Regions from separate parts of the Homo sapiens genome. Here regions 1 and 2 are each linked to region 3. Evidence: read pairs that join two places in POLR2A ChIA-PET (ENCODE). Cell type or tissue: CD4-positive, alpha-beta T cell. All regions are shown on one strand. Region 1 holds the start of GIMAP5 (GTPase, IMAP family member 5). Region 2 holds the start of GIMAP4 (GTPase, IMAP family member 4). Region 3 overlaps LOC124901774 (a long non-coding RNA gene).

What was found. ChIA-PET counts read pairs that join two places held together with the same protein. Peaks named below come from ENCODE experiments on the same cell type or tissue, not always from the same donor. Only the 100,000 strongest peaks of a DNase experiment are listed, where the experiment ranks them.
Region 1: POLR2A ChIA-PET joins it to region 3 with 10 read pairs; 7 of 35 experiments call an interaction of 5 or more read pairs at or near these places.
Region 2: POLR2A ChIA-PET joins it to region 3 with 22 read pairs; 6 of 35 experiments call an interaction of 5 or more read pairs at or near these places.

Annotation. Positions count from the first base shown.
Region 1 is chr7:150,736,016-150,740,015 of GRCh38, forward strand. It overlaps GIMAP1-GIMAP5 (GIMAP1-GIMAP5 readthrough), which reads left to right. Exons shown (of 5, transcript NM_001303630.2): 3 at 1,490-1,693. GIMAP5 (GTPase, IMAP family member 5) reads left to right here and starts at 1,403. Exons shown (of 3, transcript NM_018384.5): 1 at 1,403-1,693. RefSeq lists enhancers at 1-524, 1,400-1,479. In CD4-positive, alpha-beta T cell, no CTCF peak of the experiment used is centred here; DNase peaks (open chromatin) are centred at 176, 1,556 and 3,196; H3K4me3 peaks cover 4,000 bases; H3K27ac peaks cover 3,847 bases.
Region 2 is chr7:150,566,623-150,570,622 of GRCh38, forward strand. It overlaps GIMAP4 (GTPase, IMAP family member 4), which reads left to right and starts at 768. Exons shown (of 3, transcript NM_018326.3): 1 at 768-815; 2 at 3,266-3,337. The coding sequence starts at 3,280. In CD4-positive, alpha-beta T cell, a CTCF peak has its summit at 2,260; DNase peaks (open chromatin) are centred at 699, 1,422 and 2,259; H3K4me3 peaks cover 4,000 bases; H3K27ac peaks cover 3,138 bases.
Region 3 is chr7:150,666,399-150,670,398 of GRCh38, forward strand. The region is part of intron 2 of LOC124901774 (a long non-coding RNA gene); the gene reads right to left. Among named protein-coding and RNA genes, the nearest start is that of GIMAP2, 17 kb to the right of the region's middle. In CD4-positive, alpha-beta T cell, no CTCF peak of the experiment used is centred here; a DNase peak (open chromatin) is centred at 2,203; H3K4me3 peaks cover 895 bases; H3K27ac peaks cover 3,887 bases.

The sequences.
Region 1 (4,000 bases), 70 kb after region 3:
TGGAAAAGAATTACCCCTCCCTTCTTAGAGCATTTTCTTTAGAAACCTTGTAAGTGTGAAATCTTTCTCTACCCTTTGTAATGCAAATCTTTTTAAAAGCTGTTTGACAGCCCAGGGCTGTCTGTAGAGCATCTGGAAGCCATCCCTTTGAAATGCAAACATCAAGGAAGGTAGCGTCCCCACCTCCCAGTCTCTGTGTGAAAATAGGGGCCTAATTTAGGAGCCTAACTTAGGTAGGAGCCTGACATCTGCCAGCACCTTTCTGAGTTGCAAATCTTCCTCTTGCCATAGAGGATGTGAGAAGTTTACTTTTCCTCTGGAAAGACAATTAGCCAACACAGATGATTACTGAGTGAATTTAGGATGAACTATGCATGTCAAAGGGTGCTGTCAAGTCCTCTTACTTGAGGATTAGTTATGGTTTAACTTGAGAACACGTGTGTAATAGGTGGCACCTGCCTGGCTGTATAACCAGGTGGCATCCCTCTCCGTCTTTGCAATCTCTTCCTGGATTGTCTGGGATCCAGATCACATTCTGGTTCAATGGACATTCAATAATAAAATTGTTTTCTTTCTCTTCTGCCTCTGTGGAGAGGTTTTCTGGGCTAGCAGGAGATTGTTTAAAATTGTTTTCCCATCAAGTCTTAGACAATTGTTACCATATGACTGTAAGCCCCACTTCAAATGTCAACAGAAAAGGATATGGGGATTCTCTGGGCCATGACGGCCCTCCGCCTAAGTCCCACTGTGTTCTCCATCGCATAATTGCCTTATGTCCACTGCCCTAACCTTAAATGGCAATCAGGTTTATGTCCACTGCCCTAACCTTAAATGGCAATCAGGTTTATGTCCACTGCTCTAGCCTTAAATGGCAATCAATTCAAAAATAGAGGTTCTATCACCCTGCTTTCAACCCTTACCAGATAAACTGACACGTAGACTCCACAATGTCCCCACAGGGTGGGCTCCATCACGTGCCAGACAGCTTACCAGGGTCAGTCACGAGCCCAGAGTCAAACCCTGCAAGGGCTTGTTCTGGTCCTCTTTGGACCAGAGTGCCTTTCTGATCCTGGTTAGCAGAAACTTTCCAGAAGCAGAGCCTGTGAGAAGGGGCCCAAGAGTGCTGGGAGGAGAAGGTGCCCCGGTGATGGGTGCTGAGGGCAGCAGCTGCTGCCCAGAACTTTCCAGTCACTAGGGACCTTTTCTGAACTTGGAAGTGGGAGAGTCTGTAATTCCCTTCATATCTCCTTCTTCCAAATACTGCTTGCTTGAAACAGTCAAAAAAAAAAAAAAAAGGAAATGGGATGGGGCACACTGTCCCAGGGCAGGCTCATGACAGGAAGTGACCCGTTAAGGAAGCAGCACATCGCTGCATTCGGCTGGTTTTCAGGGTCTTGTTCCCAATCAGTTTCCAGCCAACACCAGGGTGTCCTAGTCCGCAGAGGTGTGGGGGACACACTCCATAATCTCTACTTTTCTTTTTGTGCAGCTGAGTCATGGAGCTTTCAGCCCCAGCACATGGCTCCTCCTTAACTGCGTCTGCTCAACCTCCCTCAGCCCTGTGAACAGCATCCCCGCACACAGACGCAGAGCAGGACTCTCTCTGCTGCCACTTCACCTTCCTGAGAGAGGACCAGCGGCCAGAGCCTCAGTGACTGCCACCCTGGAGGACAGGGCACAACAACCGTTTCTGGTAAGGAGAACTGGGTTTATGCTCACAGAGACTTTGGGAATTGAAAGGATCACAGTTTGGTCACAGCTGTTCATTTCTGACATGACCTTGCACAGATCCCCTCACTTCTGGGTTCGCTGGTCAGTAAAACGGGGCAATGGTGATGAGTGTTGCGGGCATCAGCAGGTGCACAGCTGGTGGAGCACAGCCTGAAGAATCTGTGCCTGCACTCACAGCCCAGTCCCAGGACAGCGGGCTTTGCTGCCCCATTGCCCATTACTTAGCCAAGTCGATCTCCATGAAACTCTCAGGGAGTAAGGCTGAACTGATCCTCTCATCAGTGGGACAGATGGGAGAACTGAAGCTCCCAGAGGGTGATAGGCTTTCCCCCATCTCCCCTAGCATGCCGGGGCATTCTTCTCAATTTTACCCTCCTAATTTCTCCTGTCCCAGACCAGCCAGACACGTACCATGTCTCAGACAAGCCTGGGAGCTGAGGATGGATTCTTAGGGCTCCCCAGGGCAAATGTGGGATATTTTCCCACCCCAGGAGCCTCATGTTCCAAACAAGACCCCTGAGTGGACCTTGTCTTGTGACTTTCAACTTCTGAAAACTACCCCATGCTCCCCCAGATGCCCCACATTTTTCCTATGACACCCTGCCGGACGCACACCAAACCGCAAAACACATGATTCCAATACCTGGAAATACATGGGCTGGGGCAGATGGGTGAAGGAGATACTTATGAACAAGGAAGACAAGAAGTGGTTTGATCTTTTCTAAAATAGTATGGAAGAGGCTGCTTTCTTGTAATTTGCTAAAATAAGCTCTTCTCATGGTAAAATCAGGTTCATGCAATTTTCAAATCGGAATGTGCATTTTGTTCATTTGCTTCACCCTTTTCCCTGAGCCAGACCCTCCCACCAGCTTGCCAGAGGCTGCTACTGTCTTGCTTGCACACTGCCTTCCAATCTCTCATGAACTTTGGTCTCTTTTGTGGGACGATTAGTAAAATTTTTCCTTTGGAGAAGACGCCTGTCTTCATTCTCAATTCCTCCACTTTTGTCTGCCCTGTAGACCAACACGTATCACATTCCTTCAAGCCTACGGTGTGTCCACCACGCTCTATTCAGTTCTTTTATAATCTTCTCCATGACTCATTTTAGCATTGCCATCAGTATCCTTTCTGACTCACCTGTGAACACTTTGTTATTTGTGAATATCTGCCAAAAAATGTATTCCTCAATGCAGCCTGATCCACTCAGAAAGCTTGGATTGGGAGAGCTATTGTTGCTGGTCATTGGCTAACATAACATAGTTTGACTGGCTTTTGTGACAGGCAATTGGCTGTTTTAAAAGAAAAGACCTCAATTCAGAGAAACTCCTGCCACCAGCAATTTTATTTTTGAATAACCTTTTATAAGAAATGCACTCAAGATTTTGCAATAAAATTCTGTGTGTTGGTTTTAGGGTAGGCTTCTAGCTGTCCAATTAATTTGTCTCCTGACCAGGGAGTGGCAGCATTGTACACATGTTCCAAGAGGTTTGTTGACTTTTTTGGAAAAGTCTCTTTTTCCACCTGTGGAATCAAGGACAATACACAGCAAAAGGAGCCATTTCCTGATGCTAGCTCCATTGTAAATATGTGACCTTTGGCAGGTCATTTAATGCTCAGTTTCCTTGCATTTTAATAGAAATTTTAAGATCAGTTTTGATCACATCACAGGGAATTTGAGAGAGCAATTAAAATAAGAAGGATGAAATAACTTTGAAAATTATAAATGTATTCACAGAGGCTTATTACAATTATGATGTTCATAATCAATATCATTACCACTGTCATCTTGACCCTTACCACATCATTATGTTGATTCCAAACCTCAGAAAACGTCATCTAAAGTAGAGAGGATGTCAGGGAACTGGTGCTATTTTAGCAAAAGCCAGAAGCATAATTTACCAGAGACGAGAACAGGGTGTGGGAGAGAGGAAAATGTTCTTCTCTGGGCTTAAGAAAAAGAAAGAAAGGAGAGAGGGGAGGGTAAAGAGGAAAGGAGGAAGAAAAGAAAGAAGGGAAAGGGAGGGAGGCAGGAAGCTGTCTTAATACATTCTGATAATATAAAAATAGATTTCTTGACCTAAAGAAGGCCAAGAAAATCCACTGAATGAATAGAAAAATGTGGAAAAGATAGAAATCACAGAAGTTATTAAAAATTGAAGTTTATAAATTACCAAAATAGCAAATAAACCATGAAAACTGTTTTTAATTTAATGATAATCAGTAAAATGTAAGTTTAAGCCAATTAAGACATCCTTATTTATGCCCATAA
Region 2 (4,000 bases), 100 kb before region 3:
CAATACTCTCAAAGTTTCCATTTTAGTGGTAAGTAGTGTCAGATGTCAGTGTTTAGAATATTTCAGTGGTTCCAGGACCATCTCAGGAGGTGAATTTTGGGCCCATCCTAGTCAGTCCAGTGAAAGTCATTTACTCTCTTTTGCTTCTAGCAGATGACTCATGGACATACCCTGGAAATAAGGACACACTGTGGACTCAGAGGACATACCTGAGGTACTGGGAGAAAGGGGTATGGGGGCTTAGCTGGGAGGCCTGTTGTGCTGAGCAGGGGTTCAGGGGCTCAAGGGTCTTTCAGAATAACTGATAACTCTCTAGTTTTGGCCCAGAAGTTTCTTCCAGAATGTCACAGCATGACCCATGTTTTTTGTCTCACTGCAGAGCCTTTGCAAGGTTCAGTATGGTAGCCACCAGGCATACCAAGCTGAATATTCCTTCTTTCCTTCTGGGGAAAATGCCTGGTGCAAGTTGTTCTGCCTGACTTTGCCTTTTAGAATTCTGACAATGGAGTAGCTATTTAACTTTAAATAAATTGAAACAAAATAAAATTTAAAATTCAGAACTGCAATCACACTCGTCACATTTCAAGCGCTCAGTAGTCACGTGTGGCTAAGGGTCACCATCTTGGACAGCACAGAACAACCCCATCCCTGCAGAAAGTTCTATTAGAGCTGCTGGATGATCAGGTGGGCAGGTCCCTTGCACAAGTAAATCTGGACAGCTCCTCCCCTCACTTCCTCTCTTCTCCTGTTTCTCAACATCCTGGCTTAGTATTGTGTGCAAAATCAGAGAGGGGTGCAAGATCCTGATTTTTCAGGTAAGGGAATAGGGGTGTGTGTGGTGGGGGTCGGGACGAATGTGCGATTTTGGTGAGGAGGGACCTGTATCTTAAATCGTCTGGTAAACATGTTTTCAGACTATATTCTCGCTGGTTCCCGTTTCCTGGCTTTGCTAATTTTAGGCTGTGATCTGTTTTCAAGGCTGAGCCCTACAAATCAATGCCTCTTCCAGAGATTGCTGCTCAGAGGATACTTGTTTTACAAATAAATGTTTCCTCTCGCTGGTTGTGGAATTTATATAGAAACTTTGATTCTTCCAGGGATAAAGTTGGGTGAGCGGACAGAATTAGCTCTGGGGGAGCTGGTGGGAAGAGGAACATTGGGATGTGTAAGGGGCACAGCTCCATATGTGGCCCCACAAAGACTGCACCCAGGTCAGGATTGGAGGCTCTGCAGTCTGAGGTCTTGTTACAGGGTTAACTGTCTGCTCGGAGCTGCCCGTTAGGGAAACTGTCTCCTCAGGGACAGTCCTGGGTTTACTGGGCATTGAGCTCCCCTTTAGCGGGTAGGAGGAGGGAGATGCCACCTGGTGTGACTCTCTACAGTTCAGGAGAAGCTGGATGCTGATGGGTGCTTGTTCCTTAGGCAGAGAGAGGAGAATTCAGCCACCTGAAGTCAGCACCTACAGAAGCACAGTCTCCTGGCTTTGCCTCTGAATTATTAACAGCAGAGCAGCATTAAAGAGCCCACACACTAGAAGGAGGATATGAAGAAACACCCAGAGAATGTCACAAAAACCCAGAATGTCACAGTATTGTTTTCTTCTTGCTGGTGTCCTATCCTCTCTCCTAACACCAGCCACCAAAGCTGATTTTTAAAAAATGCCATGATTTCTCTTGTTTACAAGAAGCTGTTTCCTATACCCTATTCTTGAAGGATAAAGAAATAGTCATTCAAAAGAAATATCTGGCTTTTCACAGTGTTTCATATTTGTTGGCTTCCTATGAGGTGACTCTGTCTTTAACAACTACCATTTTCTGCCTGTTTTGTTCAAAGTCTGCTCCAATAAGAGTTCTTCAAATATCTTTCTCCATTGCAAAATGTTTGTAGGTAGCAATGAAATAAAACATTTAAAATTAATACCATGTTTCTATAACACTACATATTAATTAATAAAGGAATGGATTGTCATTTTCACAGATCAGATGTGGGCTGGACATAATGATCAATCAAAGGCAAGAAGCAGGGAGATTATCCATTTATTTATTTAACAATGATCGATAACCATTCTTTGCCCAGTATTGTGCTTGTCCCCAGGGAATAATGAGAAATACAAGACATATGTGGTCTTCTCATCACAAAGCTTGTAGTATAAGAGGAGACAGTAAAAAAATCAAGCAATTAACTTCCTAAAGTAATACATATTCTGTAAGAAGCCTCTGGGGTGCAGTGGATCATAACAGAGGGTGTTGCTGGTAGACAGTGGTGTTGGGGAAGACTCTCTGGAGAGCCGAGGCCTGCGGGTTGAGCAGGAACAAGCTGGGCACTAGGTTGGAGGGTGAGTGCTCCAAAGAGAAGGAATGATAACTGCAAAGGCCTTGAAGGTGGAAGGAGCCTAGATTTCCAGAACATTGAGGGTAGTGTGGCTCACACATAGGAGAGAGGAGAGAGCTGATCACACAGGGCCTATGGGCCATTCTGAGGACTTCAGTTATTTTGAAACCAATAGTAAGCCACTAGGAAATTTAAACAAGAAAAAATATCAAATTTTAGTTTTAAAAGAACATCTGATTGTAGAGTAGAAAAGGGATTGAAGGGGAGATGATCAATTAGAAGCCTGTTAAGTTGTATACAATTGACAGTGGGTTGTATTAGCACAAAGATGGAGAGAAATGGGTAATTTCGAGTTTTTTGGAAGTGGAATCAATAGGATTTGGTGATGGGCTGATGAGAGAGAGAGGATAAAAGAGTTGTAGATGACCCCAAAGTTCTGCAGGAGCCACGGGGCTAGATGTTGGTGCCATCTGCTGAGCGGGGAGCCAGGAAGGCAGACAGGATGTGGAGGTCAGGGCTTAATTTCGGCCAGGTTCTGTTTGAGATGCCCATGAAATAGCCAAATGGAGTGAGATACAAAAGTTTGGAACTTTTATAAGCTGAGGGAGATATAAAAGTTTGGAACTCTGAGGAGGGTGTAGGCTACAGACCTCATATAAACACATCCAAGCCACGAATCTCTAGATAGAGGGGGGAAGGGGCCAGAACCCCTGTGAGGAAGCACTGGAAGCATTTATGTTTGTGTAAAGAAAAAGGAACAATCTGAAAATGAAACTGAAAATGGAGGGTTGAGGAGACTTTTGGGAAATGGAGCAGGAGAAATCAATGTAGCAAGCTCATGGCAAAAAGAAAGTTGTTGTTGACTACAGGCAGTCAGGGATTCTAGTTGCTTCCATTTCCCTAAAATGACATGGTTATGTTTCTTGATCTACAGGAGTTCAAGCGACAATGGCAGCCCAATACGGCAGTATGAGCTTCAACCCCAGCACACCAGGGGCCAGTTATGGTGAGAGGGCATTCAGTGCTCCCCAGACCAGGCTGCAGGGAGGTTAGCAGGTGGGGGTGGGGGATTTGGGGGGGAATAGGGGTGGGGTTCTCCTGCCTTGCCACCCAGTCCCCATTTGAGCAGGAGAAAAATATTTCCAACCTCTTTTCTCATTTTCTCCTCATTTGACCTGCTCTTTCATCTTTCTTGACCCTCTGCACTTTCTGCCCATGGTGTGGCTAAGCAGCTAAGCAGAAGAGAGATTAAATATCCTCTGATTGACCCAGGGCTCGGCACAGTTTCTTACCTCCTGCTTCCTACAACATGGACACACCAGAACAGCTGGTTGTAGCCTATCTGATTGTTTTTCTGCCCCTTTCTTCAGCCTGGAGGAGAACTGGGAATGAGGAATGTGGGAGTAATTGTCCCTCACCCTGGTATCTAATTTCCCAGCTCCTGGTGGTCTCACTATAACCAACAAATTAAACTGGCTGGCTCATTCAGTGTATCACATGACCCTCCATTTTCTTCCTTACCCATAGAAATTGACTATATCAGTTGAGATTTTGCTGGTTTAATAAACTATCCCAAAGTTTCATAGCTTAAAACATCAGCCATTTAGTTGGTTCTTAATTCTGTGGGTTCACTGGGCTGTTCTTGGGTCTGGACCAGCTTGGCTCATCT
Region 3 (4,000 bases):
ATTTACTTTTTCTTACCCAGGCAATGCTTGTTTTTACCTTAAAGCCATTCACACTATTTCCTTCCACCTGTTTATTTGTCTGTCCCCAAAGTTCTCCACATTTCCAAATCCTCCCTTCCTTTAGTGCAAAATTCCTACATGACAACCTCCACAACTTGAGATTTTTTGATCCTCTGCTGTCTGTCAATCAGACAATGCCTCTTGGACTCCATTTCTCCATGTGTGCTGGTTTCATTTCCTCAGCAACATGGGAAGACATTTGTACAGATGGAGCCAGGTTGGTTTCTTCTTCTTTTTCCCCTTACTCCATCCTCTGCCACATGACAGATACATCAGAGATTTTAAACCTTACTTGGAGTTCATGTAAATGGCCCAGTCATTCTGATGGTCCCCAGGGGTGCTAGTTTATAGTATTAGCTCCTTTTCAGACTTACTGTGTATTAGACCAGTGGTTCTCAAAATGTGGGCCATGGATCAGCAGCATCAGTATGAACCGGAAACTTGTTAGGAAATATGGGCTCCATCCTTAACTCATGGAATCAGAAACTCTGGGGGCGGAGTCCAGCAATCTAAGTTTCAGTAAAACCCCCAAGTGAGTCTGATGCCTGCTAAAGTTTGAGAACCACTGAGCTAAAGCTTTGTCTGTTAAAGGACTCTCACCTATGATTAAATCAGCTGAAATGGAGATCATAAGAGAGTTTTTAAAAGCACATCTGAAATGTAAAATTTTAGGTGAGAAAAGTCAACATAAGACCCTCTCATCTAAGATCATCCTAGAAGAAACAAAATGGAGAGGTGCTGTGGGCCATCAGGAAACAGCCTAAATGTCCCTGAAAGTTGAGATGCCTCAGAAATAAACCTCCAACTTTTATTTGTAGCTGGGCACAGGCCCCAATTCCACTAGTCATGGCAGTGGCCCAACTTCAACAGTGCAAATGATACAGCAATGTCCAAGAGCAGTGGTTCTCAAAGTGAGGTCCCCAGACCAGTGGCATCATGGGAATTGTCAGAAATGCTATTTTCAGGCTCCATTCAAAACCTACTAGTTCAGAAATTCCAGGGATGTTGCCTAGCCATTTGTATTTTAATAAACTCTTTAGGTGATTCTGATGCAGGCTAAGGCTTGAAAACCTCTGTGCTAGCCACTGGGAATTCATCCTTTACGTGCACTTTTCCATTTAATTCAGACTGGATAGTTTAAATTGTTCCCACCTTAAGATGAAGGAAATTAGGCTCAAGTTTGAGTAAGGACACTTAGCTAGTCAGTGGCCCAGTAGAAACTGGAACTCAGTTCTGTCTAACTCCAGAACCCCAGTGAGAATATGGAGGACGTATTTTGGGTATATGTGATCACTGATGGACTGAGTAGTTAAAAATGTATGTGGGAGAACTTCAGGGCAGGATGAAGAAGGAAAGTTAGAGAAAGGCAAATAGAGCAGTCTCTGCTATTTTAATGGATGATATTCAAGCCTGGGATCTGTAGCAAGTTAAACCTATAGAGGTCATCTTTTTACAAGATGTGGCCAAGATAACAGGCAACAGACCACGTCAAAGAAACCTTCCAGTGGACCCCCAGCATTTAAGGACTTGATTTGTTTGTTTGTTTGTTTGTTTGTTTTGAGGCAGAGTCTTGCTCTGTCACCCAGGCTGGAGTGCAATGGCGTGGTCTCAGCTCACTGCAACCTCTGCCTCCCAGATTCAAGCAATTCTCTTGCCTCAGCCTCCCAAGTAGCTGGGATTACAGGCACCCACCACCATGCCCAGCTAATTTTTTGTATTTTCAGTAGAGACGGGGTTTCACCATGTTGGCCAGGCTGGTCTCAAACTCCTGATCTCATGATCCACCCACCTCAGCATCCCAAAGTGCTAGGATTACAGGTGTGAGCCACGGTGCCCAGCCAAGGGCTTGAATTGTTAACTCTTCACTTGAGCTATTAATATTTGATTTGTATTCAGCTCCTTTGACTTCCTTCTCAGTATCTCCCTGTGAGTTATTTTCCCCTTACCTAGCCACTGTCCTGATGGAAAACCTTTACCTCTGAGAGAGGAATGACAGCTCCAGACCAATGGGGTGCATGTTTTACTGAGGGGACTTTCAGCCCTTTCAGATCACACAGGATAAGACAGTTATCTACCCTCTCTGAGAACAGAGCTTGCTGCTATAGCAGCCCTGGGTCTTGTGGTTTCCTTTCACACACTGAAGTTATTTTTCACACTTCACAAAACACCTAGAAACCAAATGCCTCTCAACACTCAGGGAGATGAAACTCAGGAAGGACAGCAAGTGAAAATGAAAAGATATTATGGGAGAGTTTTTGGAGAGGAAATGGGGTAGGGGCTGACAGGGTTATGAGCAAAGGAAACAGAATGGGCTGGTGACCCAGTGGGTTCACCTCAAAGTTTACAGCCAGGGTTCCTCTATGCTCTCTTTGACTCACTTGTTCTGTTTCCATGCACTGAGAGGGTGCAGTTCGTGGGAGGCAGAGCAAGTGGAGGAGGACCACAATTAAAGCGACCAAAATTCAGATTATGTAAAGCCTGATGAGGGAGAAGGTTTTGAATTCATAATTCACACAGCCCACAATTACACATATCTGACTGTGACATACCTAGATTCAAGCCTGGAGTGTTTTTCCATTTTCCATAATAAAACATTCAGGATCCAAACTTAATTATGAGTTTCTGTAAAAAATCATCTGCTAAAATCTCCAGCCTCATTTCTACACAATGTGACTTCCCACCTTGAGGATCTAGCCATCCTTGGCTTTCTTTGATTAACTGAGAGTTCCATGTCTTCACTTACCTTGGAATATGCTTTATCTTCTTCCTGGAAATACTTCTAATCTCTTTCCCTAACTTCTACTCACTATTCAATTTCAGCTTAAACAATGTTGATTTTTCTAAGAAGTCTTTTCCAACTACTCCTACTATTAGTTTAGCAGATCCTCTATACACTCTTAAAACATCCTAGTGTTCTCCTTAATAACATTCATTATCCTACTGTTTTTGTTAACTGTCATGTTTGCCTGAGAAAGGAGGTAGTGATAGGGAAAAGGTGGTGATGGTAAAAATAGAAGAGGGAGGTTTTATAGGATGGCACAGAAGAAAATAAAATATTTGATTGGTTACAGTTATACAGTTACCTTATTTGGTCTACCCTGTTGTAAAGTCCATAGTTTTGTTTGCTGGCTACTTCTAATTAGTTGAGCTTAAGTTCTGCTTTTATTTAATATTAAACATTTACAAGAAATAGCTCAAATTAAGACTTGCTTATCTTTGCAAATCAAGCAAGGTTGAGGTCATTTGTAAGGCCTAACTGCTTTTGTCTGCTCAGGTATTCTCCGGGTCTGGTCTCCATTTTAATTTACTTTAACAAAAAGAGACGAGACCCTCAAACCAGGTCCAGCTAGAACTAGCACAATTGAAGACAGAATTGCTCTGTCTTAGAAATGGATAAGATTACTTAGGAATATCAAGGCAAAAATCCTGAATTAGCTATTAACAAATAGAATCAAGCAACACCTTGTGTGATTAAGATTTGTCTAAGTATGCAAAGAAGTCAATATTAGGAAATACTAGGAAATATTTTTATACAATTTAATGTATTACAAAGCTATGGAGCAACATAATCTGATCACCTCCTTAGCTGTTGAAAAGTAATTTGGTAAAATTAAATGTCTAATAATTGGTTCTTTTTCCCCATAAGAAAATTTTCCATCTCAACCTCAAAGTCTGCATCTAGTTTAATGGTAAACATTGAGATATTGCCACAAAAGTTAAGAACAAGCTAAGGAAGCCTACTATCATTGTGATTACTTATTTAACATTCTCTTAGATACTAGCCACAATAAATTAACAGTGAAAGAAATTAGAAGTTGTTTTATAAAAAATTCAAAAAAAGAAGATAAATTATCATTTTTGGCCCCATAAAGAACTTTTACAAATCAATATCAAAATTATTCCCATCAGAATTGAAACATGGGCAATAAATATGTAAGAG